3 separate regions of the Mus musculus genome follow, and regions 2 and 3 are each linked to region 1. Evidence: chromatin loops called from intact Hi-C (ENCODE). Cell type or tissue: left cerebral cortex. All regions are shown on one strand. Links, peaks and the distances in the headings refer to the core of each region. The heading gives the core; the rest is flanking DNA.

Evidence for each region. Peaks named below come from ENCODE experiments on the same cell type or tissue, not always from the same donor. Only the 100,000 strongest peaks of a DNase experiment are listed, where the experiment ranks them.
Region 2: a loop joins it to region 1, with 5 times the contacts of the local background. A loop is called at or near these places in 38 of 42 quality-filtered maps.
Region 3: it touches region 1 in a loop (3-fold over the local background); 8 of 42 quality-filtered maps call a loop at or near these places.

The regions. Positions count from the first base shown.
Region 1 is chr14:79,102,625-79,110,655 of GRCm38, forward strand. Vwa8 (von Willebrand factor A domain containing 8) reads left to right here. Exons shown (of 45, transcript NM_027906.1): 37 at 868-1,072. It overlaps Gm30970 (a long non-coding RNA gene), which reads right to left. Exons shown (of 2, transcript XR_383637.4): 2 at 1,973-4,613. Among named protein-coding and RNA genes, the nearest start is that of Gm30970, 29 kb to the right of the region's middle. In left cerebral cortex, for the core only: CTCF peaks have their summits at 4,465 (motif pointing left) and 4,667; a DNase peak (open chromatin) is centred at 4,442; H3K27ac peaks cover 170 bases.
Region 2 is chr14:78,666,931-78,674,961 of GRCm38, forward strand. All of the region lies in intron 2 of Dgkh (diacylglycerol kinase, eta), which reads right to left. Among named protein-coding and RNA genes, the nearest start is that of Gm30716, 20 kb to the left of the region's middle. In left cerebral cortex, for the core only: CTCF peaks have their summits at 1,531 (motif pointing right) and 3,240; DNase peaks (open chromatin) are centred at 1,555 and 3,323.
Region 3 is chr14:78,728,431-78,736,461 of GRCm38, forward strand. It overlaps Dgkh (diacylglycerol kinase, eta), which reads right to left and starts at 4,299. Exons shown (of 30, transcript NM_001081336.2): 1 at 3,928-4,299. The coding sequence starts at 3,987. In left cerebral cortex, for the core only: CTCF peaks have their summits at 3,040 and 4,521; DNase peaks (open chromatin) are centred at 1,533, 1,993, 3,032, 3,539 and 6 more places; H3K4me3 peaks cover 2,979 bases; H3K27ac peaks cover 2,389 bases.

The sequences.
Region 1 (8,031 bases), core at 1,477-6,476:
CTTTGCTCCTGACCTTTAGTCAGACATTAAAGCTGTGAAAAATGAAGCCATTAACCAGAGAGGTAAATCTACTTTCTCTAATACATGTGACTTCTTCGAATACCTTACTTAATATGTTGGCTTGGTGGGAGATGGTTTTTAATCATTTAAGGAAAGGTCTTATTCCATCCTGGCTGTATATTTGTTTAAATACACAATTAGTTCAAGAATCAAAGCAAAGCCTGGCATCGTGTCTCACGCCTTTAATCCTAGCACTCAGGAGGCAAAGGCAGGCGGATTTCTGAGTTTGAGGCCAGCCTGGTCTACAAAGTGAGTTCCAGGACAGGCTACACAGAGAAACCCTGTCTCGAAAATGCCCCCCCCCAAAAAAAAGAATCAAAGAAAATAACATCTCATAATATCTTAGGGTTTTTATTGCTGTGATAAACACCATGGCCAAACAACTCTTAGGACTCTCAGACCCATGCTATTACTGAGGGGAGTCAGGGCAGGAACCCGGAAGCAGGAGCTGAAGCAGAATTCATGAAGGAGTGCTGCTTACTGACGTGTATATAACCTGGAACCACCTGCCCTGTGGTGGCATCACCTACGGAGAGCCAGCCCCACACACATACACCCCTATCAATCACAAGTCAACAAAATGCCCTACAGAGTTGCCTATAGGCAATCTGGTGCAAGTGTTTTTCTCAATTAAGGTTTGTCTTTGCAAACACATCTACATTTGTGTCATTTTGTCAAAACCTGACCTAACGACTGTCAGCATTTCTGAAGTAGTGTCACTTCCCCATGGTCCCCATAAGCTGTTTGCATCTGTATACACTGCATTCTGTATGAGCGACTTGTTCTTCCTTTGGGCTCCTTTTTCAGCGCAGAGTCTCTCTCGCCATACACCGCATGGATATCTGCTATTTCAGACACAGATGCTCTGCTGGCTGAGTGGGACAAGAGCAGCGTCGTGACTGTTGATATGGGAGGGCGTGTCAGGCTCTGGGAAACTGGACTTGAACGTCTGCAGCAGTCGCTCATGGAATGGAGAAACATGATTGGACAAGACAGTGACAAACATGTGCAGGTATCTCTCAAAACTTTCCTCTCACAAATGAATTTGCTTTCAAATGCTGCCATTAAGGGAACTTCTGGCTTAGCCACTCCAACAGCTGCTTGAATGGCTAAAATTTATTTTTAGACTCTTAATAGGAAAAACAATCTATCCGTCTTGAGAGTGACAAAGTAAGCCCGTGTCTTAGTCTTCTGCCAATGTTAAGTGTTACTAACGTTAAAACGTACAGATATAAGCAACGTGTAGTTTTTAGACGTAAGCATCTCCGGATTCCTGCATCCTCTCTTCCTGATATCAGCATGGTTGTCGACAGCCATTCCTGCTGCCTAGGAAGGAAACCTGGGGCTGCCGTGTACAGCAGGCTCCTTTAAGGTCTGGGGCTGGAGACTGGATAAGGTAGGACAGCAACGCAGGCCTCTGGTAGAGTTTGTACCAGCACGTGTCTGCAGGTGGTGCATGCTTGGCAGGTGCCATGAGTAGGTGCAGCTCTGACTGAGAGAGCAGCACAGCCCTTGGAAGGTGAGGAAGCTGCAATGAAGCTCGTTAATCTTGATGCTGATGAGAACGAGCTGGCGGAACCAGGAGGGCTGCAGGCTTACTTAGTCTGAAGCGGAAGTTAGTGGGATATGTCTGCAATTGGTTTTAATCTTCACAAAGAAATCTTTTCTTGTTAAATATCACTGTTATGTAGCAAACAGAAAGGTAGTCTCCAAAACTAGTTAGTTGGATAACTAATTAATTAGTGAACAGAAAGAAGGGTGAGTGGGTTGCTGCCTTGTCACTCTGCAAACCTCCATTAGCAAGGGAAGGCATTACCCTGTATCATTCCTTCAGTAATAGACTAATAATTACTATTTCATATGATTTTCCTTAAAAGAGGTGTAAGTGTCTTTGTGAGTGGATGGATGATACAGTGTTGTCTTAGAATTTTGTTTTTTCTTTTTTTTTTTTTTTTAGCTTACAGGAATGTTTTTAAAATCTCAAACCAAAATAGGCTACTGACTTCCAATTCTTTTGAAGACACATAAACATATTAGTTTAATTAAGTTAAGACAAAAGCATTGCCTAAAACAATGTTGGTAAGTCAGTAGCTCTATTGCAGCAGCAAGATGGCCCCTGTGCATCCACCGTGCTCAGGGATTTTTATGGAACCTGTTACTTGTGGTTCTCTTCAGAACTATTCCAAACGGTAGCATTCCCTCTATTTGAACCAGTTTTCCTTCACTTCTGTTTTCACTGATGCCTAGCAGTAAATACTATTGTGTTTGAACTTCAAATATGTTCTTTAAATTTCTCATATAATGTGGAGCTCAAAGGTCATGCTTTACCTGTGGTCGGGATGTGAATGGGTGTGGTGGAGCACACTTGTTATTTGAAGGATGCATGCCTGTAACCCCAGCACTTGTTATGTGAAGGAAGACAATCATAAAGTCAAGACCTGCCTGAACTACATAGTGAGTTCTGGATAATCCAGGCTCCATAGCAGGACCCTGTCTCGTCTCTAAAGTATAAAAGGGAAAGAAAACGGGGCTGGGCGTGGCAGTGCACATCTTTAATCCAGCACCTGGGAGGCAAAGGTAGGCAGAACTCTGCATTCAAGGCCAGCTTGGTCTACAGGGCAAGTTCCAAGACAGCCAGGGTTACACAGAGAAAAAAACAAAAACAAAGGAGAGGAAGGGAGGGAGGGAGAGAAGGACGGAGGGAGGGGAAAAGGAGAGAGAGGAGAGGGAAGGAAAAGAAAATATCGGTGACCTAAATTAAGCCTCTTATTTCTTTTTCTGAAAGAATCTTTACTTACAATTTTAATAATGGTTCTTGGCTGTTTAAAACATAGCCCATCTCTCTGTGCTTTAATCTGCAGCTCTTTCAGTCCCAGGGCTTTTCTGGACATATTAAGAACCTTTGCTGTCCCGGCTCCCTACTTTACTAATGGGTACACACAATTGATGTCTTCTTTTCTGCTCTGTCTTGTCTAAGCTGAATGACACTGGTAACTGAAGCTAGATAGTTAAGCTATCTAACTTAAGACCATCGCCTATGGCTACATCCGAGACCCCAGTGGTGGCCCTGTCTCTCTGGACTTTGTGAAGAATGGAGAGTATGCCTTGGAGAGAATGGGGGTCACCTATGCTGCCCAGGTTCACCTGAAGTCTCCCTTTGACCCTGACAACAAGCGGGTGAAGGGAATCTATTGATAGGATGCAGGTGGAGGCTAAAACTGCTCAGGCCACTGGCAACGGCCACGCTCCCCACACTGCCTGCAGACTCCTGCACTGCACACACAGCCTTGTGTCCTGAGACCCAGGACAAAGCACAGACTTCCCCACCCTTAGCCTTGACAAGGAAGGGAACTGAGACAGGGAGCAGGAAGATTTGGTGGCAGGCTGCACACACTCTTTACCGGGTTGTTCCAGGTAGTTTGGGGCCACAAACTTGAGCGTCTCATCCATGAGGATCACAGGCAAGGAGATTTTCAGCACCATCAGCCACTGGGTCAGATTCAGCGGTGTGATCTGGAAAATGAGTGGCAAAGGTACCACGTAGAGGATCAAGAAGTGAAGTGACATGGACAAGCAGATGGAGCCCACGAGCCAGATATTCTCCCAGGGGGGCATCCTCAGCAAAGACTGGTTTTCAGACAAGCTGTTGAGGGCATTACACATCTCTATGGTTACTAGAACAGAAAGTGCCATTGTCATTGGATATGGGGACTCAAAGCAAACGAGCAAAATTATCTCAAGGACAACCAAAATATTATTATATGAACTTCCTCTAATCAAGTGTTTCTCAGAAATGTATAGCTTCATGTCCTCAGCTCAAAGTTCAGCAAGCAGACATAAGACACACTTAGTAATAAAGCAATACAAATTGGAACTAAGTGGTGTTTTGATGGGGAAACTCCCATGCCAGCATGCTGCTTTTACTCCATTGTCCCTCGATCTGTGGGATGGACAGGAAGTGTGCGCACTTGGACCATCAGGTAGAAAAACAACTTGAGAGTGTGCATCCTCAGGCTAAGTGGCCACAGTGAATTCTCAAAGTAGTCTACCACTGTTTGTGGCTTTTGGTCAAATTCCTTGGTAAATAATGAGGCAGAATACTAGTTGCTCTATTTAGGCCCACTCTGTTGTGATTCACAAGTAGACTGTACAGCCAAGTCTAAGAGTCGTTGCCAGTAATAAGAAGTAAGGCTTGTCCTCTACAGTTCCCTTCCTCGTCAACCTGCAAGCTGCGTCATCAGTGGACTCTTCACTCAGAAGGGTTCTGCTCCTGGTTTTGGAGCCTGGGAAATCTGTCTTACAGAAGTAGCGGGGAAAGATACCTAGTTCCTATTGCCCTACTTCTGGGTGCCAGCAGCTTTCCTCCGACTCTGGTGAAGTGCCCGCATCGCCATCTAGTGGCGATCAGGTATACTACACATTATTGAAATGAATGCTCACCTTTGTACGCCAGCACTTGGGAAGTCAGCCTTCTGCTTGGGAGATTTCCACAGTCCCTTGTGTGGCTTCTGTTGGGTAGTGGAAGCTCCTTTATTTAGGTCAGCAGTGATGGCCTGGAAAACAATCTTTCAAGCCATCTGCTTCATCTTTCCGTGATTCTTCTGAGTATAGCAGACTGACTGTCCTCAGACACACAGACAATTAGCTGCGCTGTCCTTGCTGTCTTTGCTGCCTCCTGCTGTCAAGCAGCATTAGCTTAGAAGACAGACTTGTTTGAGTTTTCGTTAGTGAATTCCCCGCTATATTTTCAAATGATAACACAGGGAGAGCTTACTGAACTCTTTGTATAACTTATGTTCATTAATTTGACACTCTGACGAAGAATATGCATTTTTCCTATAGTTAGAACAACTATAACAATAAATTCAAGTATCACTACAACTGGAGTCCCTAGACTCGAGAGTTATTACTTTTAGTCTATATTTTTAAAACCATGGGCTATTATAAGCCAAAACTCACCTAGTTATATTCTCAATGTTGCTTCATTTTTTTATTGTATTACATTTTTATTCTTCTAAACAATTCTATTAAATATACTCCATTTTCCTCAAAAAATCAAATCTGCAAAGCTGTCAATGACTGTTCTCATGAGAAAAGGTTGACCGATAGTAGCTTCAGATGTCACTTTCTAATAGCAGCAGGAAGTTCAGAAAGCAGACCCCATATGGCACTGCTGGAGTCTGAAGAGTGCTCACTTAACCGTGAACTTTAAAATGGATGGACTGTCCTGAGTCATCACTGCACGGGACTAGAACACACATGCGCAGCAGTCAGGACTGTGCTCAGTACACACGGGAGGCACACACTCGGTGTTGAGACAGCAAGAGATGCCCAGAAAAAAGCACAGAAGAAAGACACTCTGGGACTATGAATACATGTAGTTTATTGTATATAGATAGGTGCGTTTCTGTTGCTGTGATAAAATACCCCGACCAGGGCAACTTACGAAAGAAAGTGTTCAACTGGGCTCATGGTTCTGGAGGGTTAGGGTCCCCGAGAGCAGGAACAGCTGACCACTCACATCTAAGCCACAGCAGGAGCTGTGACACTGGGGGTGGCTGGAAGCTCTTTAAACCTCAAAGCCCAGCCCCAGTGGCACACTTCCTCCAACGACATCACACCTCCCAATCCTTCCCAAACAGTTCCACCACTTGTGCATGTGCCTGTGTGGAACACTCTCACCCAAACGCCAATGGCTACCTAATGGTTGGCAGATTTGTTTGTTTGTTTTTAGTGAGGAAAAGCTAATGCAAGTCTATCTTCTTTTTTATCTTATGTTTACTGCTTAAAACAATTTTTCAATTTAAATTTATTTTGATCATGTTTTCCCCTCCCCAAGTCCTTCTAGATCTTTTCCCCCCTTGAGTTTTTTCTCAAGACAAACAAAAGCCAGTGCAGCAACAAAATCCTCCAGTCCAGGAAAACAAAATAAAACACTACCCAAACAGAAAAGACTCACCAAACTGTAAACCAAGTAAAAAGTACATGTCTACACACACACACACACACACACACACACACACACACACACACACAGAGTGGATTCTATTATATGTTGGTCAACTACTCCTCATCATGAGGCCTGAGGACCTGGAGTGAATGATATACCCAATGTCTCAGAAAAAAAAAAAACCAAAAACAAAAACAAAAAACGGATTTTCCCGCCAGCAGGTGTAAGTGACAGTTCTGTTGTCAATGGTTGGCCATTTCTAGCCATTAGCTCAGTAGTTTTGCAGTTTTAAGAGTTCAGTTGGACAAGAAAGCCTATTTTCAGATATAATTGCTACTCTTCTATTTAAACTTAACTTTTTCCCAATATCCAAGCAGCTATCTTAAGATCTTTTAGTGATATACAGTGCTCTGTTCAGTTTTCAAAGAAAGCATGGTCCACTTATTCTTTGTTCTTTGCTTTGGCCAATAACTCTGGAGACAGGCTGCTTCCGTGTGTCACTGTTACAGAATGCTTCAAGCCTTGTGTGATTGTTGTTGTGAAATGTAAATCGGCAATAGCAGGAGCTGGGAGTTCTGGGCAGCCAGTGCTGAAGTGCTGAGGCATCCCCTGAACAATCTTGCCACTCAAAAGGCTTAGTATAAAAGAAAGTTTATTGTCAGGGAAAGAGTGGGGATCAGGGACCTGGAAATGGGTAGAGGCAGAGAAGGGACAGAGAAGGACAGAAATTGAGAAACAAGGGGAGGAGAGAGAGAGAGAGAGAGAGAGAGAGAAAGAGAGAGAGAGAGAGAGAGAAAGAGAGAGGCAGAGAGAGGCAGAGAGAGGCAGAGAGAGGCAGAGAGAGGCAGAGAGAGGCAGAGGGGCTGGGCTAGCAGGCAGTCCTGTTTATGGGCACCTGGTTCACACCTGGCAGGCAGTGACACAAGCTGTTGCTAGATCACTGTTGGGAGGAGCCCAGCAGAATTGTCTGCAAGCCAACACTTACACACGTGCTGTCTGTGGGAATCTCCTTTTCCCAGAAAAGCAATGCCTTTCACAGTCTTTTGCAATTTCCTGCTGTATCTCTATTCATGTATAAGTACACCTGGCTTTTACTGTTTGCTTACATGGTGACCCTTGGGCTATGCCTATAATCACTTTTCTATTGTTTATTCCTGCTAGAGAAATCCATAGGAGTAACTTTTGGTTCTGTAAGATTCTCAGGAGTACCTACTGAGAATGTAAGCTCTCCTGGCAGGTGTTCCTAGGATCTGCTGATAAGATGGCTGTCCTGGCCACTGCGGACAGGGGGTGCTAATGATGTATGCCAAGTTCTGTGGTGTAAACCTTTCCTCCCTACTGTTCCAGCTACCAGAGGTTAATGGTCTATTTACAAAATTCCGGGATATTGTGTATGCAGTGATCTCTCACAGGCAGGTAGGGTTTGGTTCCTATGTGCCATCAGCTGAACTATCTTTATGCCCAATCCTTTGAAAACTGATGGTTTCTAAAAAGAAGGCAGACTGCACTGTGTTGTGGATAGCCCTGGGGCTGATTATATTTGATGTTAATTCCGTTCTCTAGTGAGTGCTTGTGAACGAGGAATGAGTCAGCACTCAGGTGATTTCCTGTAAACCTGCTTCCCACCTTCATTTGTGAAATAAAGGAGAGCTGATGCTTGGGCAGGTAAAAGGGAAGGTGGAGCAGAAGGTGGGGAGAGAGAAGGAGGTTTGAGAGAAAGGCAGTGCAGAGGAGGAGGAAGAAAATAAAGCAGAGCAGAAGCTCATGGCCTGGAGAAACCACAAGTTCTAAGGGATCTCATAAGATGTGGAAGATGGTAGTGTAGTGGCAGATCTGCCCAATCTAGGCGCACAGCATGTAATCATATTAACTGAGTTGTGTTGTCATTGCCAGGGCATATTTGGGTTGGAGATTTACTGCAACACAAGTGTCTTGCTCTCTCTGGGAAATATAGAAACCACGGTTGTCTCAACTACAGATAGCAGTGTCTTTTAGAAACAAAAAACAAAAACAACAACAAC
Region 2 (8,031 bases), core at 993-5,992, 440 kb before region 1:
AACAATACTTAATGAAACTAGAGTGGGGGAGGATAAGGTACATCATCATTTACAGTATCACAAGCATCTCCCTGCTTTTTAAGCCCTACATTTTGGTGCAGTGTGCTCAAACCGTTTTGTGTATCAGAACAATCTGAGGCGCTTTCCCAACGGTAAATGGCCAGACACTCTGACCCACATAAGGGCCAGCTCAGGTTTCCTGCCCAGGATATCAGCTAGGATTCCTACAGCTCTGTGTAACCGAGTTCAAAAGCCAGAGGCAGACAACATGAATTTACAGAATAAAATTCATGTTCAAAATAGTCTTGCTTTATGCATATAAAAACATTTTTTATTCTCTCTCTCTTCGTGTGTGTGTGTGTGTATGCTTTCTTTTTTTTCCATTTTTATTAGGTATTTAGCTCATTTACATTTCCAATGCTATACCAAAAGTCCCCCATACCCACCCACCCCCACTCCCCTACCCGCCCACTCCCCCTTTTTGGCCCTGGCGTTCCCCTGTACTGGGGCATATAAAGTTTGCGTGTCCAATGGGCCTCTCTTTCCAGTGATGGCCGACTAGGCCATCTTTTGATACATATGCAGCTAGAGTCAAGAGCTCCGGGGTACTGGTTAGTTCATAATGTTGTTCCACCTATAGGGTTGCAGATCCCTTTAGCTCCTTGGGTACTTTCTCTAGCTCCTCCATTGGGAGCCTAAAAACATTTTTAATTCATTTGAAATAACTGCTTACTTTTACACACACATCAATGTACACCGTCTCATTCTGGTTCTTTGGAATGTCTGTGATGTCAGGGAGCTGTAGCCTGGCCACTTATAACAGTGGGTCCCTCCAAATGCGGCTCACACAGGTGACGCAGGGAGGCAAAGCAAGTGGGGCCCTGCAGCTGCTCCACAGGGCTTCCTGGCTATGGGAATTCCTATGACTGCATCTCTATTTAAGGAAAAAGTTCAACTTGCAAAACACAAGCATAGTATACCTTAGGCTGAACCAACACTGGGCTGAGGAGTGGGGTACACCTACCCAATACTGAAACACGAGGAAGCTCAAGAAAGCAGGATGAAGAGAGCCTCCCAGCATCTAGGGGACTCCACCCACCTCTACGTAGATCCAAAGAACCCCCATCATTTTGTATGCAACACTGGAAACTGTTAAGATATCTGTGCTTAAATGCAAATTAATATGTTCTAAAGCAAAACGATAGTGACTGTATAATATAGTCTAATTACCCTTTATACAAAATGCCCAGTAATTTCTAATATATTATTTTACTTACACTGGTTTATAATTTTCTTTTCTTAAGAAAAGGCATAAAGGTAAAATCAGATGGAAAGTAATTATATTCTGTGAATACTTATTTAACCCCTAAGATGTTCATTCTGCTCTTAGTATGTATCTTCTCCATAGAGGTTCATGAGCATAAATTTCTAATTAGAGAGATAAAACTGCATTGAGAAGGTACAAAGTGTCCATATCTCTTATAAACATCCTCTTTCCTACTTTACAACGAGCTGCAAGAGATCACCACTAGGTGGCAGTGGTGTTACACTAATGCTCAGTCCTGCCTTGGGAAGATGGTGACCTTTTTTCTGTTATGTAAATCCTTGTCTGCGCTTTATGGATAGCGTGAGGGAACTGTCATAAAGGTGATAAAACCTCGGCTGGGTGTGGTGACGCACACCTTTAATCCCAGCACTTGGGAAGCAGAGGCAGGCAGATCTCTGAGTTCGAGGCCAGCCTGGTCTACATAGCAAGTTCCAGGTTTGTCAGTACTACACACGGGCCTGTTTTTAAAAAGAAAAACTCTCCTTCTAATTCTGAATTAAATTCTTCTTTATCAAACGCCCCTACTTATTTCTAAGAATAATCCTTTTTCCCACACATGACATTTTGATGTAACCGCTTTCCCATGTGGCCACCATGATAAAGCTGTTTTGATGGGGGCATGTTGATGGGGCCTAAAATTAACTACTGAACACTGTCAACTTTTTAACTAGTAACTCATGTGCTAAACAGATGACTCCGCACCTTTCCTGGCCCTCAGTAAACCTGGCACTCACCATGCTCCCAGGTCTAGTTCAGGGCTACGGAGGGGTTTGGGGTCACTGGGGTGGCCAAGAACAGGACAGAAAAGAATGAAGTGCAACGGAGACGATGGACAGACCACACACAGCACCGGGAGTCACATGCTACCATTCATATGGATGTCAGGAAGAGCCAGTCCTCTTTGTGTGTGTGTGTGTGTGTGTGTGTGTGTGTGTGTGTGTGTGTGTGTGTGTGTGTGTGATTTCTGGAATTTTAGTCATGTATTTCAATATTCTCAAGGTTTCTAGTTCTTCCCCAAGAGAATATCTAGGTCCTGATGACACAGGGATACTCATTTAGACATCTGCCAGCTCTCTGAATTCAGAGTCACATGGACTAATTTACACACAAATACACACACGGTGCCAGAAAATTCACTCAGAGATGATTTGCACGGGCAATATTTATACCCAAAAAAGATAAGCCAGTTTGTTTTGTTTTTAAGTAATGTAATTTCAAACACACACACACACACACACACACACACACACACACACACACACACACGGCACACATCCCACAATAGAAACGCATTTGATTGTCCTCTGTATTTAAGATGGGACAGAGGAAGAATCAGAGATGGAAGTCTGAGCAAATTACTGGATTAAGCTGCAGTAAACCCACCCAGGCCCCCACCACAGAGTGTAGATTGTTGACAGCAACATGTTCCCTTACCTGGATCCATCCCTGGTGGACTGGTACGTTTTATGTCAGCTTGTCATGAGAGTCTCCCAAGAGGAAAATCTCAATTGAGGAAAAGCTTCCATAAGATCTGGCTATAAGCAAGCCTGTAGGGCATTTTCTTAATTAGTGATTGATGGGAAAGGTCCAGCCTACTGTGGGTAGTGGCCTCCCTGGACTGTGGTCCTGGGTTCTATAAGAAAGCAGGCTGAGCAAGCCATGGGGAGAAAGTCAGTAAGCGGCCCCCCTCCATGGCCTCTGTGTCAGCTCCTGCCTCCAGGTTCCTGCCTTGAATTAGTTCCTGTCCTGACTTTTTCTTCAGCGATGGACTAAGACATGGTTCTCAACCCATGAGCTGAGTCTCCTTTGGATGCTTGAATGACCCTCTCACAGGGGTCACCTAAGACCGTCGGAAAACATATCTACAATTCATAACAGCAATGAGAATCATGTTATGGCTGGGGCTCACCACATGGGGAGCTGTATTACAGGGTTGCAGCATTAGGAAGGTTGGGAGCCATTGGACCACGATGTTAAAGCATCAAGCGAATAAACACTTTCCTCCTTAGCTGGCCTGTGGTCACGCCGTTTCTTTACAGCAATAGAAATCCTAACGCGGACAGCCGTCTTCTGCCACTCCCACTTGGGGACCTTTGCCTACTACTCCATCACTGTCCAGAGGAAACTTAGCCCCTGTGCTACTTCTCTACAGTGGCCTCATCTCCAGCTTTACAGCCACGCAGTCATTTTGTTAACGGACAGAGGTGCAGAATTCTGACCCCAGCTGGCTGTGGAGACCTTGAGCGAATCGATGACTCTGAACCTGGACCTTCTCTTCTTACGGATAATATCAACAACCACCACCACTAGCACATGGAGGTGCTGCTGAGTCCTAAGTGTGTTTCCTTGGTCTCTGCATCCTGAGCACACACTGCTGTCCTGACAGCGCAGAACCCTTTCTTGGGTCTTCGACAATCATTCCCTCTCCATCCACTTTCCTTCCTCTTCGTAAGTATTATCCAAAATAAAGTAAAAACCTTGACACTGCCCCATGTTGCAAGCCAATGCTCCCTTCTATCCCAGCAAGCCTAGGAAAGGCAGATGCTCCGCTGTCCTGTCTGTCACCTGTCACCTCACAGCACAAGTGTGCTGTGACTGCTCGCTGTCCTCTCCACTTTAAGGGAATACTCTTCATTGGCCATTTCCAATTATAGCCTGTGTGCAAATCTAAGTGAACTCCCTCCACGACAGCTCCAATCATCTCCTCTAAATATCTATGCATGCACAACTCCCAAAATAAGTTCCTGGCTTTACTCATAATTTTCACTGTCTGCACACCACCACCTGGCACTGCTGGCCCACCTTAGACTCAACAAGCACTTTTTATCCCATGTACTGTAGGTCTCAGGCTAGCAGAAAGCGCAGGCTTCAGAAGGTCTCAACTCTAATTCCAAGCTTCCTGTAACTAGGCAGGTACCTTCTGTGGACAATCCTCCTGCAGCCATTTTGCTCTTCTGCCCGGGGACCTCGCTTGTCAGCAACACCATCATCTCCCTAAGCACACAAGTCCTGGAACTTGCAAACAACCTTTCATCTTCCTTGCCCTCTGTGCCTTAAAATGCCATCAAAATGTCGCCTGCCAAAAGATGCCGCAATGTGTGTAGCTTCATTGTTTCTGGTCTAGTGAGGAAACTCCCCTGTGACCAGAAGCCAGGGAAGGGTCTCCTGAGGACACCAGAGCGCAAGCTCGCCACACACCACCGACACTAACCCTCAAACAGGCCACGCTCCCTCTCCGGTTGGACCCACATGTCTGGAATGAGTCTACTCTTAATTTTTTATTGAAATTTCATTTGGAATTGATACATAAAAAAGTATACCTTTTATAAGGTGTTTCAATACATGTACACATGTGTAAAGTTTAAGTCGGACTAAGCCACCTAGCACCACAAACACCTTCACAGTGAGAACGTATGCTCTCCCTCCAGCTCGGCAAGCTAGGAAGCACGCAGTCCTTCTCCGTGTCACCTGACTACGCAATGGCGTGCCAGGATTTCTGACTCTCCTCTAACTGTTTAACCACTTGATCAACCCTCCTCCCACCCCGTGTCCCCTCTGAGACACCCCAGGCTCTGGTAGCCATTGTTCTTCTGAGATCGACCCTTAGATCCGCACACCGCGCAGTCCTGCAGCATTTGCTCTCCGTGCCCAGCTGATTTTGCATAAATAAGACACCGATCCATCTGTGGGCTACAAACGGCAGGGCTGTTTGTGGCTGACTGTATTCCACTGTATCCTTCCTTGTACCACTCGACTTGTAATAAACTGGGGGGCGGGGGGGCGCAATTGGGGGAGGGAGCTCAAACACAATTTTACTAAAGGTTGGCAATAACCAAGGATCGGCAAGAAAGCATGTGGTCATCATGACAACCAAAATACCTAGTCCTCCGTGCCTATAAGCCCAAAGAGGGATGCTAATGGCTTTTTGTCTCAGGCTGTCCAGGAGAGGTAGACCAGATGTTCCCCTAGAAGCAAGAAGTGTCAGAAGCACAGGGCCACCACATTCAAGGTCTACATGCAAATCCTAGAAAAAAAAAAAAAAACTTCTCTTGCTCCCCCACTCCCCACTGTGCTGGTATAAACAGGAATGGCCCCCAGAGACTCATCTATTCGAATGCATGGTCCAGAGGGAGTGTCATTATTAAGAGCCTTGTTGAAGGTGATGTGGCCTTGTTAGAGGAAATGTGGCAATGTGGGGGCGGGTTTTGAGGTCTCCTGTGCTCAAGCTATGCCCAGTATGGCACACAGTCCCTTCTGCTGCAGATCAAGATATAGGATTCTTAGCTCCCTCTCCAGCACCATGTCTGCATGCATGCTGCCATGCTTCTCTCAGTGATGATCATGAACTAAACCTCTGAAACTGTAAGCCAGCCCCCAATTAAATGTTTTCTTCATAAGACTTGCTGTGGTCATGGTGTCTCTTCAGAGCAATAGAAACCCTAGCTAAGATACTATCTATAGCCTGTCCTCATAGCCTGTCCTTAAGTGAACAGGTCTCACTTAAACATTACCACCACACAAAAGCCACCACTGTTCTCAAAGGACCCATGAACGTAAATACAAAAAAATCCACACACTTCTTTACCAAGATACGCCTTGCTTTCTGATCAACACGTCTGACTTACTTTCTGAGACCCAGCACTGTTGCTTCCCTCCAGGTCAGCTTCCAGTCCCACTCAGGGCACTACTGCTGCTAGCCATACAAAGCATACCATCTTTCTATGGTGCCATCTCTCCTTAACTACCTTCCACGGACCAGGGTGCCCTTCCCCACGGCTCCTCCCTCCTTGTTGCCTCACTTAAAACCGTGGTTTCCGTGCCTACTCCTCTAAATGTCACCCAGGCAGAGCTCACCCATCTTCAGTTTCAAGCTCTGTGGCTCCATTCATGGCAAACACTAGACTCTTACAGGTCACTAGCACACTAAGGACTTAAATTCTCATTTATGTCCCCCTCTTTCTCTTCCCCCACCCTCCCTCCCTCCTGTGCAAAGTCAGGAAATCCCTCTGTACATTCCCCTTGGAAGGCAGAGTAAATAAAGATTACTTCAATTGGATGCCCTAGGAGTTAGGCACATCCAGGAGACCTGGCCGCAGTTCCTAGCACGCACATCAGTGGCTTACAACTACCTGTATCTCCAGTTCCAGAAGATCTGATGACCTGGCACACACATGATACATACACTGGCAGGCAAGCATTCATGCATACATATGAATTCAAAGTAAGTAATTTAAAAACAACCACAACAATTTAAAAAAATCAGAAGTCCTCTAGTCTATTAAAAACATTTTAGCGCCGGGAGTAGTGGCGCACACCTTTAATCCCAGCACTCGGGAGGCAGAGGCAGGCGGATTTCTGAGTTCAAGGCCATCCTGGTCTACAGAGTGAGTTCCAGAACAGCCAGGGCTACACAGAGAAACCCTGTCTCAAAAAACAAAAACAAAAACAAAACATTTTAGCTTTCAAGAGAGGGAAAAATTTAGACTTAAAACTTGAGACTTACTTCGCCTCACCCCCACCTGCCACCCACTCCACACACAGGAGGCCTCTTCTCTTGGCCCTTCTGCTAAGAATCCTGCTCCCTGCACTTCATTAGCCAATTAAATTAGGGCCTTTTGTAGTTTTGGTAGTCGCCTGCTATTAACTCCTAGGGTTCCAGTGGGTTCTCCTAACCGTCACTGAGAATGCTGCATAGCGCCCAACCTCTGCCTCTGATGGGCTCAGCTCCATCATACTGGGAAGGTTTCACTGGCCTTGGCATAAAAGACTCGCCAGCAGGCCCTCTCCTGGCCCGTGGAAATCAGACTGGTGTGATTAAGAAAGCCCAGCTGTGTCCCCTGCAGACTTCTTTCTGGCATGCATGCATGCATGCAGGCAGGCAGGCAGGCAGGCAGGAGTCACTACAGCAAGCATTTACAGGATCCAGTGTCTCTGAAGCCTCCAGAGACTATGGATCAAGTCAAGAGAGCCAATGACTCTTATTAACTTTCCATGTAACTTGAGGTAAGCCAGGCTCATTCCTTCCCAGCTGGACCTCAAGACACATCTTGGGCATCTTCAAGATGTGGAGCTGGGCCCTTACCTAGCATTAGGTGCCATCCCAGATACCGGATGGGAGAGCGGGAAATGGTATCATGTTAGGGGCTGCAAAGCTCTTCTAGGCCATGTGGGTGTTGCTATCACATACTGTTTGTTCTGTCTGCGGCATTTGGGGACCTCAGACCGAACTTCGGCAGAACGAAACCCATTTCAATAGCATCCCATTACAGTCCTTTTCTCAGCATCCGGCGTGTCTCCCTCTCCTACAGATTCCTCTTCCAAAGTCTAGAATAGGTTGCATTTTTCCACTGCCACATTTTTAACCTTGCCTTTAAGAATGGTCTTTTCCTTCCCTGCCCTCCGCCACCCCCACTGCTCTTCATTCTTTCCCGCTCCTCTTCTTTCACTTGGCTGTGATCTTTCCTCTTCCACCTTTTTCCTGTCACTGTTAGGCTCTGACTCACAGTCCATACCACTGCTCTTCAGGCACCAAGCCAATCTTTCTGAAGCTCTCGTCCAGAAAGCTGTGTCAAGCCCCACCCACCAGGTCTCTCTGTAGAATGGAGATGATCCTTAGCCAGGAGTGTCCACCGGGGATGGTGGGTGGTGACACCGAATCTGAATTTTCTGCCTTACTCAATTAAACAGACACGCTTGGCCAGCGA
Region 3 (8,031 bases), core at 993-5,992, 370 kb before region 1:
AAGCCATGGTCCAGGGCTCATGTTCCTGATCAGTCCAGAACCAAAGGACTACAGATGGAACCAGCACAGACTGGAAGGCTGCCCTGGCAGCAATATGGAACTGATTCTGCAATCACTATGTATTCCATAGTCAGAAATTAACATTCAAAAAGTTTGCCCTGTGTCAATTTTCTTAGTTGTTACTTAGATAACAAATTATTCCATGAGCAACAGTGCTGTTGATTACAGGAACTTACTGTGGTCCTAGCCCACAAGGCCAAAGCCTCTCACCATCCAGGCAGAAAGTGGAACTGTACAACCTTTCGCTTGTATTGTGGGCTTTTTGCTTTGAAACACTTCCCTTTCTAAGTGTCCATTAATTCTGGACTGATAACTGGTATACTGCCAACAGCTAATGCCAACAGGTATAGAACCATTTGAAAATAAAAACCAAGTTTAGGGAATGAAGTATAGTCAAGCCTCTCTCCACTTAAGGTATTTTGTAAATACTCCCACATTTTTAAACTGAGCTAGAATTGTAACTACCTATCTGCTACCCACTCCCACCCAAGATTAAGGACTGCTTTGCTAAATATCTTCCTACCCGCTCATTCCCAACAGCAAAACGCTTTGATTCTCCTTACTTATTTACTTTAGTGGTGCTAGGGCAAGCCTTGCACTGGCATGTGCTCTGTCCCAAATCTACATCCCAGCCCTCATTCTTTTCTTCTCTTGTCTCTGGATACAGAGTCTCAATATATAGTTTATGCTGGCTCCACAATCTGGGCCCTCCTTCCTCACCTAATTGTGTGAATACAGGTGTGCAGCACCACACCCAATTCCCCAAATACTTTTTGGGCTAAAATTTAGATTATGCCTATATTCACTAACATTGGACTACATTCCAAAGCTAGCACCAAAGAAAACCAAGAAACTTACTATGCTAGCAAGTATCTTCTTTAGGCTCAAGATTTAGCCCGAATAATGTTAAATAAAGCTAATGTGTATCCAAATTTAGCTAATTAACTTAATTTCACCCCCTCACAGACAGAATGTCAGGAAGTCCCAAAAAATCCCTTTTCTCCACATGAATCTCCAAGGAATCTTTTGTTTTTGTCTCTGAATAGGAGAAATCGGGCCATCATGGTTTAGGCTCCATCAGGAGAGAGAGAGAAACAGAGAGAGACAGAGAGAGACAGAGAGACAGAGAGAAAGAGAAACACCAAATTCTTGCATGCATGTTGCCACATGCCATAACAACACAGTAATCCCATTTAGTCAAGTTTGTATGGTAAAATATTAAATTACCTATATTTAAATTTTAAGAAAGTTAAAAACAAAACAAACAAACAAAAAAACCTCAGAACTGGGATCCCAGTGAAAACAGGTTTGCTTTCTTTGCTGTTGTTTCATTTTGTTTTAAGAGAGGAAGGATTTATTTTGGCTCAGAGGATAAATGTATCTTGATGGGAAAGGCATGGAGCTGGGGCTCTAGCTGTGGTTGCCAGAGCATGTATCAGCTGCTTGTTCTGTGCCACCTACTAGGAAGCAATGGGGGGAGGGGACACACACAGGTCCTGAAAATGAGAGTCTCTGAGCACACAGAGTCTGGGCTTCAAGAAAGCTGTGATTCTACTGTTTAGATCTTCTCTTCTCTCTCTCTCTCTCTCTCTCTCTCTCTCTCTCTCTCTCTCTCTCTCTCTCTGTGTGTGTGTGTGTGTGTGTGTGTGTGTGAGACAGACAGACAGACAGACACTGTGGCTCCTTAAAGTTATATAGACTAGCAATTAATGTTCTAAGTATAGCATGCCGCATGATGGTCATATAGGTTCATTTTGAAGGAAACCAGAACTCACTCCATTCAGATTCTTGAGCTCACTGAATCAAAGTTAAAGACCCTGATTTTTGAGAACTTAATGATGCCTTGTATTCTGCTGAAGCAACAGCAGGGCATGAAGTTTCAGGCCTGCCTGGCCTACCGAGAAAATCCCACAGCAGCCTGTCCTACAGTGTGACGCTCTGTCCCAAACAGAAACAACAGGGATTCGGATGGACCCAGTGTTCCTTCAAAACATATTTAGATTAAAACGTCAACCCCGTTGCTCTCCAAGCCAGAAATATTTAACATTTAAAGCTGTTTCCTCTAATGCATTCTTGCTTTCTCTTGAGTACACTCCTCTTTTAGTCGTTCAGGTAACTCAACTTTCTTAAGTAGTTATATAAAGCGTTTGAAAAATCCTTAAATATTGTAGTCATTACACAAAGTTCTGAATAAAATCACTCATGAGAACTTTTTATGACACACACTTGAATAGATGTCAACCTTCAGCTATAAAGTAAGGTTCTTGGGGACAAAGCTTGTCTGAGAGTTAACAGCTTGCCCAACAATCTCAGAACACGATAGGTGTTGGATAAGAATATCTGCTGAACTAATAAAATGCCTTAGCCACTTACATACGCCAAGTTTTGAAGAGTTCAACATTTAGCCACTGCTCCTGCTCCATCTCGCTTCTCTGTGAAGGTTTTAGCTTTAAACGTTCATGTGGCGAGACTAGCACTGAAGATTTTCTAGGAGAATAAGAAAGCACTCTGTTTCTTAGCACTTTGGAGAAGAAAGCCGGAGGTTCTCTAATTTTCTAACTGCGGTGAAGTCCTAGCATTCAGCACCCAAAAAGCACTACACATGACTTGGAGCTTCCCGCTGTAAGTGGTGGAAGCTGATAGGATTTTATTTAGTAAAGTTCAAAACAGGTCGCTGGATTTCATTCCCAATGATCTTAAATGTCAAGACTGAATGAATTGTATTTTTAACCAAGAATAGCTTACTCCCTAATGATGATCGCAATAGAACACGAACAGATGGGCTACCTAACGTGCAAACTCACAAAAGCAAAAGCAGTTGCAGATGGATCAAAGTCGAAGGACACTCCTGAAAGGTCAGGAAGCAGGAGGCAGCGAATCGTACCCTGGCAAACCGGCTGGAAGTCTATGGGTAAGAAAAGGAGAAGCAAGCCTGGCACCTGACCTACAAGCTCTCAACAGGCAGAGGGCCCGCCTGAGCAGACTCAGGAAGTCCCTGGGAAAACATCATCAGAACAGCACCGCAGCAAGGATGAAGCCAGAAATTTTGGACCAGGCTTTTGAGACGGTTCACAACGTCAATCAAAAAGGACTAAGAAATACGTAGATAGGGTATGCAGAGCCAAAATTCATTGCCCACTCAAGATTACAAGGGTCTACGCAGGACGGGGATTCCTGGGAGGAATCCCTGAAGGGATGGATGGATAACAGACGGCTCAGTTTGAGGTGCAAGAAATAAGTTAAAGGAGTTTAGGGAATAAATCCAAAGACCTCGACTCTTCTCACACGCAACACTCTGAGCCCCTAAAGTGACTCAATCTACGCGTGGCGTGTGCTGTGAGATCCAGGCGAAAGCGAAGTTAGCCGGTGGCTGGATCCCGGTCCAGGTCCCCTGACCCTCGGAACTGTTCAGGGCAGCCGCGGCCACTCGAGTCGGAGGCGTGGCTCTGGGCTTCTGGCAGCCACCAGCCTCCACAGGCGGCGGTCCTTGGGAACCTGCGTGCCCAGGTGACTGCCAGGGCGCGGTCAAGAGGTGAGCCCCGTCTCCTCCCGGCGCCACCCGCTGACCGCGCAACCCCGTCGCCTCCACTCCCCGGGCCGCCGCGCCACACTCGGGAATGAAGTGCAAAGTTGGGAAAAGGATGAAGCGCGGAAACGGTCCTCTAAGGACCGTCGCCAGAGGCCGACCGGACAAAGGCGCTTCGGGCGGCGAGCAAGGAGGAGCCCGGGCGCCGGAGGAAGCGCTGCCCCGGCTGGGAAGCAGCTGGGGACCTCATCCCGGACCGCTTCCTGAACGGAACATGGGCCGGGAGGGGGAGGCAGGGAGCAAGGACAAGCGGGAGGGGTGGGCGCGGGCGCGGTACCCACCGGTTCCTCCCAGGCCGGGCTCTGGGCTCCAAGCACGGGGCGCACGTGCTGAGGCTCCATCGCGCCGGCCCGCGCCCGCTGGCCGCCGGGGCGCACGGACACCGGCCCCCGCTGCCGCTGCCGCTGCCGCCGCCGCTGCCGCCGCCGCTGCCTGCGCCTCCCTCGCTGGGATCGCTGTCGCTGCCGCCGCCGCTGCCTGCGCCTCCCTCGCTGGGATCGCTGTCGCTGCCGCCCTGGCTCCTGCCCGGGGCCAGCCACGGGCCCTCCCGCGTTCTCTGGCTTCCGCCGCGCTCGCCCGCCCCCGCGCCGGTCCCTTCCTCCGCCACCGCCTCCGCAGCCGCCTGAGTCCCGCTCCACGGCGCGGCGGCGAGCGCTCGGCTCCTCAAGCCGCCGCCGCCTCCCACGGCCGCAGAATCCGCCCCTCTCTCTCTCCTGTCTCCGCCTCCGACTCCCTCCCCTTTTCTCCCGCCGTCCGCCCCTCCCCCAGCGGCCCCTCCCGGCGGGCGGCCCGGGACGCACGTGACCCCCCTGCCAGGCCATATAAGGCGCGGAACCGAAAGCAGCCACCGGGTGGTCACGGGCACCGGGCAGTGGTGCGGCTAAAAGAGGCAACCGCGCCGCGGGGCCCGGATCGCCAGAAGAATCGGGGGATGTCGGGGATGAGTAGCTTGCGCCGGACGAGCGGAACCTGGCACCCTTTCCCCTTGGCATCCCTCGCCACGGGTGCCTGTAGCCCCCGACGGCCGCCTCGGGAGCTAAACCTGGAGCCAATTGCCCAGGACAGTACCTGGCTTCAACAGAGCGAGGCTGCGCTTCGCACCCCTGAGCCACTCCCAAGCACCTATTCCGGCAGCTGAGATGTCTGGCTGGGCTGTCTGGGGAGCCCTGCTTTTGTTCATTTTCTATGGCTGAAAGATTTCGTGGAAAGAAAACCAGCTAAGGAGCCGGTCTGTGGTCCGCTGTGAGCGCTCTGCTCAAATTAGGGACAGGGGCAGTTCCGAGAGAGAGCTCAAATGTCAACTGTCTCTCCTGCTGCTCTCCGGGAAAAAGAAAATGAAAATTGCAACAAGCAATTTTTTAAATCATCTTTCCTGAAATCATCTTTACTGGCAGTGAAGATGGTTTCCATCTAGTTGCAAACCGAGCAGTGACTGCATTTGCATGGGTCATTTCCTCTCTCGTGGACTTCAGACTCCTGCCAGCACCATCTTCTGGCCCTTAGTCTGGTAGACAGATGAATTCACACGTTTTGAAACCGAAAAATCAAAACACTACTTGATCCAGCATGCTCCCACGTCATACTAATTTCCGAGGCTAATATTCCGCTGAAGCTACACTCATAAAGGTCACCTAAGGATTGTGGAGAGAGCTAAGCCACTGGATGGTTTCCAGCCCTCACTTTCTATAACTTGACTGACTAAATTTGCATTCCTGAATCTCTCCTTTAAATGGGCCCTTGGACTGTTGGGTCTTCTTTGTTAGTGACTATGCTTTGTTCAGTGGCCTCCAACCTGCTGCCTAAATAGCCTGTCCTTCATTTACTTTGAATGAGGTTTAAGTGGGGTGAGTGAGCAGTCTGACCATGCTGCGTTTACCTCAGCCCTGGGATCACAGCTGAACACTGGGGCTCACTCAAAACCAGCCCTTCATTCCATCTAGGTGAGCATTCTACCTGCCGACTGAGCTATCCCAGACCGGAAGCGAACTTCTCTTTTTCAAGCATATTGTTACTTTTTTTTTTTTTGACTTTTCTTTTTCACTTAGGTGTCTGTGTCTGTGTGTGGGTTTGCGCATATGAGTGCGAATTCTCATGGAGGCCAGAAGCATCCAGTAAGTATCCCTGGAGCTGGAGTTAGGAGGCACCCAGTGTGGGTGCTCCAAACCAAACGCCCTGTCCTCGGCAAGGCAAGGACAGTGTGTGCTCTTAATCACTGAGCCATCTCTCCAGCCCAGAAGCCAGCCAACTTCCTAACCAGGAATGTCTACCTTTATCCCCCTGGCCTTATTTTCAGCCTGTGTAAAACAATGTGCTTTCCTGACAGCTGACTTTTCTCTCTAGTCTTACGTAAATGTCACCACAATTCACTTAGTCATGCAAAGGAGAAAAAAAAAAGCCTGGGTTCCTCCCTTCTCTCGTTGCTTTCCCCTTCCCTTCACTTTCTCTCCCTCACCGCTCTGGCCTGCATTATGTTCCTTACTAATTTTGAAGTTTTTACTCTATTTTTACTTATTTGTGTGTGGGCCCCGTGTGCAAGTGTGGAGAGGTCAGAAGATAACTTGCAGGAATTGTTTCTCAACTTCTGCCATATGAGAGCTGGGTATTGAACTCAGCCTCAGGTGCCTGACCAACCTAGCCCCACCCCCACACCCGGCTCCCCTCATTGGTTGTGTGTCCTCTAAGCTGCTTATATGTCATCCCTCTTACAGTGACCCAAGTCACAAGTTGAAGTCCTAGTATCTTCACGAGGCGTCTACTTCACCAGTCCCTTGGAACAAGGAGTTCCTTTCAGGTGGTTACCCTCAGGCCACTTGTTTTTATGCTGTACCCTGTTCTGGAATGTTCTTCCTCTTACTCAGCCTTGTACAACACCTGTTCATCTTTCACGATTCACCCTAAGGGCTACCTTCCTCATAAAAGTATTCCCGACTTTGCTGCATGGTTAAAAACAAAACAAAAACAAAAACGTCTGCTCTCTCTACACTAAATGACTACACGCCATCCTGTCATAATGCCTGAGAAGACTTTTTTGAAGTCAGCTTTCACATATCGTCTTCCTGGTAGCAAATATTATAACTGACGTCTTCCATCTTCCTGGCTCCGGTATAGTTCTCAGCACACTCCATGTTTCTCAAGTCTGTTGAAAGAATGACTTGTAATACGGTATCAGGTATGTTTCCCCTGCATTGTCCCACTTGGTTCTCACAGTGGTCAGTGCCTTTCATGGAAAACCAGAGCAGAGGCTGGTGATGTAACACAGGAGTAAAGGCACTCACTGACAAGCCTGCCTTTCAGACTCCCAAACCCATCTGGCAGAATGAGCAACCCTACTCCCAAAAGTTGTGTGTTCTCTCTCTCTCTCTCTCTCTCTCTCTCTCTCTCTCTCTCTCTCTCTCTCTCTCCCTCCCTCTCTCTCCCCATCTCTCTCTCAAACACACACATACGTTATTTTTTATAGAAAAAAGAGAGAGAGAAAGAAAGAAGGAAAGAAAGAGAGGGGGGAGGGAGGAAGGAAGAAAGAAAAAAAAAGAACGAAAGAAAGAAAGGAAGGAAGGAAGGAAGGAAGGAAGGAAGGAAGGAAGGAAGGAAGGAAGGAAGGAAAGACATTAAAACTGGAAAAGAAGAATACAGCTTGCCCAGGGACCTGTGTAACTCCCAGAGCCGGGGTTATAATCCAGATTGCTTCATTAATGTGACTACAAATACAGCTGTTTCGATGGTCTAAATGTTGGTATCTCCCCAGTTCCCATTGAAGTCCTTACTTCCATGAGCACCTAATGAAGGGGTCTGGTTATGATAGCAGATTCTATATAAATGGAACTGGTGTCTTGTAGGTGGAAGGGCTGGAGAGATGGCTCAGTGACTAAGAACACTCAATGATCTTCCTGAGGACCCACGTTCAGTGCCCAGTACCCACCTTGGGCAGCTCACAGCTACTTGTAACGCCAGTTCTAAAAGATCCAATGCCCTCTTCTGGCCTCAGGTACCTGCATGAACATGGGGCACAGATAGACAGGCAGGCACACACACACACACATAAAACAATTCAAAACATAAAGCAAGAAACAGAATACCATCTCCATTGTCTTATCACAGTAAATTCTGTCTTGTATAATAAAATAGAGTTCTCTTTGCTCCTGATTGTCCATTATAACTAGTTCTGTTTTTCAACTCTTCCAAGTCATTGTGTTTTAAGGATGTCTTAAAAATACACAGTTTGATCTCACTACTATCAGACCATCCTAAGAGCACTACTTTTAGCGTGACTGTTTTCATTCATTATGTGTATTAATCAGACTACAGGACCCTAGGAAAGCTTTGCTGCCGCCGCCCCTCCCCCTCTCCGTGTTTCCTTCTCACGGAACAGTACACTTTAGGAGATTGTT